Linked DNA regions of Homo sapiens: region 2 is linked to region 1. A link is a contact called in ENCODE Hi-C or POLR2A ChIA-PET data. All regions are on one chromosome and are shown on one strand. Each heading gives the region's core, a stretch centred on a gene start or an enhancer-like site at or near the end of the contact. The rest is flanking DNA. Distances are from core to core; before and after follow the strand shown.

Region 1 (3,770 bases), core at 1,000-3,499:
GTGAGGGAGCTGGGGAAGGCTTGACAGAGAGGCCATTGAACTGGGGACTGACGTGGCTGGGACGACATGTGGAGGGATACAGGTTTGGGAAATGGAGAGGCTGGGATCTGTCTCACTGGAGGAGGGCAAGTGCAGGAAGTCATCCATGGCCACACTGCTTGCAGCCAGTCTTCTGGAATGCCGTGGAACTTTCTTACTCTGGCTGTGAAGGGTAAAAATAAGAGCTAGCACAGGCACATGGAGCTGATACGACGTCCCTGTTTAGGGCACAGTTCTTACCCAATTCCACGGACCGAACATTTTCTGCTCCATCCAGCTTTTAATGGCAGACCAGTTTCTATGAACTGAGGCTTCAGCCCTTGGAATGATGTCTCATTTGCCCGTCTCTTTTCTCCTTCTTAACCACTTAGGTACCACATTGTACAGTGCAGTGGGTGCAGTGGTTCATGCCCTGACTACGTCAGAACCCCTGAGAGCCTTGGCAGATTCTGAGGACTGAGCACCTCCTGCCTTTCTTCTCTTCTCTCCTCTCCCTGTTCCACTGTTCAATCTGAAAGGGGTTAGGGAGGATTGGTTGCTGAACTTGTGTGGTTTTAATAAAATAGCTTCAGGCCAGGCCCAGTGGCTCACGCCTCTAATCCCAGCACTTTGGGAGGCCGAGGTGGGAGGATCACTTGAGGTCAGGAGTTCGAGACCAGCCTGGCCAACATAGTGAAACCCCGTGTCTACTAAAAATACAAAAATTAGCTGCATGTAGTGGCATGGACTTGTAGTCCCAGCTTCTTGGGAGGATGAGGTACGAGAATTGCTTGAACCTGGGAGGCAGAGGTTGCAGTGAGCCGAGATTATACCACTGCACTCCAGCCTGGGCAACAGAGCAAGACTGTCTCCAAAAAAAATAAAAAATAAAACAGCTTCATGGGTAAATCTGATACCCAGCAAGTGTGGAGGCTACACAGGCAGTCAAAGGAGCACCCATCTTAGTCAGGAAACTGGGTTAACTTCTCAGCCTCACCACGCAGTGGCTCCGAGATTCAGCTTCCTCGTCTGTGAAATGAGATTGACACTTACCCTGCCTAGCTCATGGAGGTTTGTGAGGATTAAATCACATGAAAGCAAAGGGGAAGGCGTCATGTGCTATAGAAATGCAAGGTGTTACTCATTCCTGTGTTTGCCACTCCCGTGCCTTCACCCTTGCTTATAACCTGTCACCTCCAGGACTAGCTCACTGGCCAGCTGGTTTGTCTGTGGCTCTTGGGCCTTGCCACCACATTAATCATTTCAAGACACCACCTTTATCTGGCGGCCTTCCCCAGTAGACAGGCTCACCTTCCCCATCCAGCTTTCTCTCCCACTCAGCCTTGGCCTCTTTGTTGACCCTTCTTGCTTTTTCTCCTTGACCTCCTCATCTTTCTTGCACCATTTCTTAAAAGCTGTCTTCAGCTTCACTGTCTAACCGAGCACTCCCACCTGAATAACACTTGATCCAAATAACGTAATTATGAGATCTGTTATCTTGAATGGTTCCTTAATTGTCATATGTATTTGCTTCATTATTCTGCTTAATTTGCTTACTGAGGTCCAGGACTAAATCTAAACCATGTTTTGTTTTGTTTTTTGAGACAGAATCTCATTCTGTTGTCAGGACCAGAATGCAGTGGTGCGATCTTGGCTCACTGCAGCCTTAACCTCCTAGACTCAGGCAATCCTCCCACCTCAACCCCCTATGCCAGTAGCTGGGACTACAGGTGCACCCACCATGCCCAGCTAATTTTTTGTGTTTTTAGTAGAGACAGGGTTTTGCCATGTTGCCCAGGCTTCTAAACCATGTTTTAACTCTTTGTTATGCACAGCGCCTGGCCCGGTGTTAGGCACTAGACAAGAGCTCAGTAACCACTTGCTGAAATGGGAGAGCTGAGTGGTCAGAGCACCTTGAAGTCTGTGTAGCACTTGCATGTACAGTGTCCCTTTTCATCGTCACAGCCCTGAGAGGTAAATGGTGTGACTCTTCCCATTTTGCAAATGAGAAAAGAGAAACTTAGGAGAGGTTATGTAACATCAACTTTGTGGGCTGAGGCTGAGTGAAGACCTCGCAGAAGAGACCAGACCCAGCATGCTCCAGTAGCTCCACTGCAGGGGGTGGCTGCTTACGAGGACAGAGAGCAGAATTCAGACGACTCCAGCTGACCTACTTGGTGCAAGTCAAGTGAATACTAGTCGGGAGGGATTAGATGACTCAGCCTCTGCCTTCGTTGGAGTCAGGAAGTAGGCTTTGCAGTCCATTTCCTGGGGAATTTTCAGATGGACCAGTGATTTCATTTTCCTCTTCTAAAGCACCCCCATGCACAGGGAAAGGTTGTTCACGTGGCCATTTGGATGAAGCCAACGGATCTGATGTCTTAAAGGAGAAGCTGAAACAGCAGTGGAAACTTTCTAGGCCTGTTGGTATTAGTAATTTCATTCCTGGCCAAACATGAATGAGAAATCCTTCTAGTCCACTTTGACTGAGGCTAGAGTGTGGATTAACAGTGCTTTGATATTTCAGTATTGCTGCCCAGGTTGTGAAGGTATAAGCCTCATGCAGGTCACCTGCTCTTGCCTCCATTGTACCTATTGCCTAACTGGGATAGGCCTGGGGTGGGGCTGCTGAGAGCTGACAATGCCAGGCCAGGAAAGGCAAGCTAAAGACCAGCAGGCAGGCCTCGGGGTTGGAAAGCTACACAGTAAACGGGTGGAGTACCAAAGCTTAGTTGTGTGTCTAGAGAATTCAGGGTGTGGTGAGTGATCAGCTCCTGGAAGAGCAAAGATTAGTATTTAATACATATGCATTTATTAGCGTGGCTGGGTCTCTCGTCAAAAATGTCATAATTTCACAGATCAGGATTTTAAAGCAAATAGAATTATTGATATATATCTCTTCCAACAGCCAATAAACATCCCGCAGAGAGGACAGCTTACGCATGGGCTCACACAAAGAAAATTGCAGAGTCTTTGCTTAAGCTACAGCCTGAAATATTAAAATTCTGATTTTCATGCGCTGTTAGAAATAGTTTTCAAAGAATTCCTTCCTCCAGCCCCATCACAACCCCTGCCCATGTGAGAGGTTAGGAGTAAATCATATGTTTTTTAAAACATTTGCTGAAACCTCCTCCCTTTTCCAAGTCTACCAAATTTTTATCTCAAAAAAAAAAAAAAGAAAGAAAGAAAAAAATGGGACTAATATGACAACAAGATTTTTACCTTCACAGTAAATAGTACAATTTAGCTGAGTAACTTGTGGAAGCTTGTTAGGTTGAAGTGACTCACTTGCGTAGATGAAGTTATTTTTAGAGATGTAATTTGTACTGTTTAGAAAAGAATAAAGAGATGGTAAAAGGCTAGATCGCTCATTATAGTTTACAGAGCTCATGAACCCAGCATCCATGCAAAAGATGACTAAGCAAGGGGTCGGTTGGTACTTTCTCTCAGAATTTTACAGATGTGAGTCATCCACTTTAGTCTGCAGACACAGCACCGAGATACCTGTGACTCAGCTCTCATTTAGAAAAAGCCCTAGAATTCAATTCTGATACACTTTTATAGTTAAGTAGTGAGGAAATTACATACTGAAGCAAAATATGCCTTTGTAACGCGCAGCCGTGGGATGTTTTTAGCAAAGACTGATTTATCTTCATCTCTGGCCTTTGAAAGAATCGACCTGTGATCCACGCTGGGTAACGTGCCCATTGAGCCTGCTGGTACACATCACAGTGCCCACCTTCTTCGTGTTT
Region 2 (3,599 bases), core at 694-3,193, 73 kb before region 1:
TTATTTTATAAAATAAATATTAGGAAACCCCTATTCATTTTGAATGTGTTAATGAAAGTGAACTGCTAATCACAGTTAGCACTTGTATCTTTTCTACTAAATGTGTGAAATGTGCCTTTTAGGGAAATATAATACACATTTTCATTCTTGTTTACCTTCTTCATACGTAGCTGGTTTAGAATCAACTTTCCAAAACAACCCTACCTATCTTCTAGGCTGTTGACAGTGATTGACAGTGAACAACACTAAAAGAAGGAGAAGCCAGGACAGGACATTGTATTTCTTCACTGAATTCCTTTCCCCTTATTAGTCATTGCTGACTCTCCTGTATTCATTTTTCACTGATCATCATTCACCATTTCCATCTCACTGAGTCCAAGTGTCTCTCCATACATGTTTGTCCCTTATTACCCTCTACTAATGGAAGGCTACAAAAGCTAATTTGTTAGAGAAGTGAATGAAATATAATGTCATCTATAAATATTAGCTCTCTTCTTCACTCCCTGTTAATAAAAGCAGTATATCATTTCAGAGAGAAGAAAAGACCAGGACCTATCCATTTGTAATCATACTGTGCACACATTCAATTAGCCAGAGGGGTAAAGTGCATATTAGTAGGCAGCCTGGGAGTTTGCTGGAGCAATTAATCGGCTTTGTCATCTATAAGTAATAGTTTAAATAACTTTCTCTTGCTCCCTTGACTGAAACAGCCAATCAGATTCAAGCAATAGATAGCATCCTTAACCTTCCCAAAAATAGACTTAACACTACAATGTTTGTCTTTTCTTATTAAAAGCTCTATGCTATGTACTAGTTTACCAGGTATCTATGGGGTTTTTTGTTTGTTTGTTTGTTTGTTTGTTTTGAGACAGAGTCTTGCTCTGTCGCCCAGGTTGGAGTGCAGTGATGCAATCTTGGCCCACTGCAACCTCTGCCTCCTGGGTTCAGGCGATTCTCCTGCCTCACCCTCCTGCATAGCTGGGACTACAGGTGCGCACCACCACACCTGGCTAATTTTTTTGTATTTTTAGGAGAGACAGGGTTTTGCCATGTTGGCCAGGCTGGTCTCAAACTCCTGACCTCAAGTGATCCTCCCACCTCGGCCTCCCAAAGTGCTCAGTTTACAGGCATGAGCCACCATGCCCGGCCTCTGTGAGTTTTTTAATGGGGAGAGCAAGGGGAGGAAATTTTGGTAATAACCAAGGATCCGTGTCCTGTGTTCCATTTTTTAAAAAGTAGTACATTATTGTGTGGTATTAAATTGTTTTTTATTTTTTTTAGGATTTGACTATAAGGAAAGAAATTCCAGTATGCAACATGATAGCAGAAATAAACAAGCTGTCAGATTTTGGAAATGAATATGAATTTCATTTTCTTTGGTCCTAATATCACATAATGATTGTTTTTATACAAAAATACCATATGGCTAATGTGGACCCAATCTCAACATTTGTTTGCTGCCTTACACACACATTTTTATTTATATTTCTTTTTTTATATATGGATCTTCAAGTGGGATGCCAAGAGAGACGATATTTTTGAGGAAGTCAGTGCACAGTCAAAGAGGATATGAACCCAGTCTAGGTGTTACATGGTGCCCTAATATTCCGCTTGCATAAGAAGAAACCTTTTGTTTGTGGCCTTAGTTGTCACCAGGAGACCATTGTTAATTTTGCTTAAAAGCTCTTCTGTTGTGTTTAGGTGGCTTTTTAATATAAAGGAAAGAAAAAAATGAAGAACAAGTTTGGCCAAACTCTTAACATTTGGCTCTATCAGGAGTCTCATCTCCGCTTCGTAGCCTCAACTAATCCTCCACAGCCTCTTGCCAGAGATTTCTTAAGTCTTAAGACTTATAAAGACGCTGGCAAGAAACTGCGGTGCATCAGCAGGAACAGGTTGCAAAATGAAGACAAAGCCTCTGGCAAGACACAGGAGGATTAATAGAGGCCAGGCCATGAAATAGAGATGAAGCCCCGAATGGTGAAAGATCTCTGAAGTCACAGTACAGATACAGAACCGGTGTTCTGTCATTTGGGAAATCATATGGGATGAGCCACGGGGCCCAGTTGGCCAGGGGAACAATTGGGAATTGCAGGTCAGGAGCATCCTTTGCCAGAGGAAGTTAAAAGCTTTTAGAACTGGGAGTGCTCAGAGATCCCAGAACAATCTCTAGATGTAATTCACACCTCTACTCTGATAAGGAGTGTGAGACCAGATGGAAAACCACTACTGGGTCAGAGAGTGAAAATAAATCCTAGAGAAGATGCCAGAAAGATTTGGCTAAGCACTACTTAATGGAATAAAATTCGTGACCGGGGTACTGACTGTGTTCCTAATGTTGGATTATTTTAGCCTTGCTCTATTAGTAGTCCTCAGCTTTGAACCCAGCCTCTCTCCCTTCCTGTCTCTTCCCACATCCCATTGAGTCCCCCCTTCCCTGGAGCTTCCCCCTCCTGCTTCCCTCCCATGCCCCTGCCCCTTCCCTGTCTTCTCTCTCTTCCTCCCATTTAAAATGTTACTTTTTCTCAATAGCTTTATCAAGGACTACTTTCCTATAATGTTGAGTAGGAAGTTCCCCAAAGAATAGAAAAATCTGCTTTAATTCCAACATCTAGTTGCTTCAGAAACAGCTGGGTAAATTGGACTTACCCAAGTTGGACTTAGTAATGTTGTTCTAGTTTATGCGATGGGAACATTTTAGTTGGGGCTTTTGTTCATTCATCACATGCAGCTGGGGGAGGAAATGGCATTATTTAACTTGTCCATAGTGTATCTTTAAATATGAAAAAGAAATGGAACCTATGAATACAAATAATCAGGACTCTCATCCTTTCTTTAGACTTAAAAAGAGAGAAAACAAAGACTTAAATAAACATCTTCAACAGGTAGTACAATGTAAAAAGCCTGTAAAACATTGCCACAAGGATATATGCCTTGAGTGCTTCAATCACGGGGAATATTCCTCCCATGTTTTACTGCAGTTAATTATGGCAGAGCACCAGCATGGATTTTGTACCTTAACCTCACCTGTGTCCTCCACCCCCCCACAGAAAGAATGCTTTCCTATTGATGAATCATTATGGGGGCACATCCTCTCTTGTGTGTAGGGTAAGAATGTGCCAAAATTAAGACGTACTGGAATTAAGAAAGCCAAAATGAAGTGTCACGTTGAGCTAAGGTGACAGGTTGTACCTTGACCTTTATAATGAATTCACTTAATTTACTTCTTTTAGTCCTCTCCGAATATGTTCGGCCTTGTATTTTAGGATCTGGGTTTCTCATTTCAAAGCATTTATCAATTAATTCTGTAAGAAAAGGACTCACTTTACTGCTGAGAAACAGTTGCGATCTTCTCTAGTAGTTAGAAAACTCAATTCAGATCACCATCATCCCACAGCCTATTTTATTCCATTTAGCTACATATGTCAATCATGAATTTTTGGAAGACCCTCATGGATGAGTACCAAATAATTCCTGCAAATGGTTTTCTACTTTCTTGTGTGAGGGTGGGTGTCTCTGGCACCTTGGGTTAGAGAGTTGAATTCATCATACTGGTTAGTTGATAGCACATTATCATCACCACCAGTCGGTGCATGGCT

What was found. A loop is a pair of places that touch in the nucleus more often than their neighbours do. ChIA-PET counts read pairs that join two places held with the same protein, here RNA polymerase II (POLR2A).
Region 2: a map of gastrocnemius medialis shows a loop between it and region 1 (5-fold over the local background). The contact joins two enhancer-like sites. A Hi-C loop is called at or near these places in 2 of 168 maps with a recorded cell type or tissue (gastrocnemius medialis and heart left ventricle). POLR2A ChIA-PET finds 5 or more read pairs at or near these places in 6 of 52 experiments (H1, MCF 10A, PC-3 and 3 more).

Annotation. Positions count from the first base shown.
Region 1 is chr2:28,272,827-28,276,596 of GRCh38, forward strand. All of the region lies in intron 10 of BABAM2 (BRISC and BRCA1 A complex member 2), which reads left to right. LOC124907745 (a long non-coding RNA gene) reads right to left here. Exons shown (of 2, transcript XR_007086254.1): 1 at 1-3,770. Among named protein-coding and RNA genes, the nearest start is that of BABAM2-AS2, 36 kb to the right of the region's middle. RefSeq lists enhancers at 1,902-2,011, 2,610-3,770. Within about 2 kb of position 2,250, at least 17 of the 41 ENCODE cell types and tissues checked have a DNase peak (open chromatin) inside an H3K27ac peak, as active enhancers do; they include gastrocnemius medialis, where a contact is called at or near this core.
Region 2 is chr2:28,199,922-28,203,520 of GRCh38, forward strand. All of the region lies in intron 7 of BABAM2 (BRISC and BRCA1 A complex member 2), which reads left to right. The region is part of intron 1 of LOC100505736 (a long non-coding RNA gene); the gene reads right to left. Among named protein-coding and RNA genes, the nearest start is that of BABAM2-AS2, 110 kb to the right of the region's middle. Within about 2 kb of position 1,944, at least 4 of the 41 ENCODE cell types and tissues checked have a DNase peak (open chromatin) inside an H3K27ac peak, as active enhancers do; they include gastrocnemius medialis, where a contact is called at or near this core.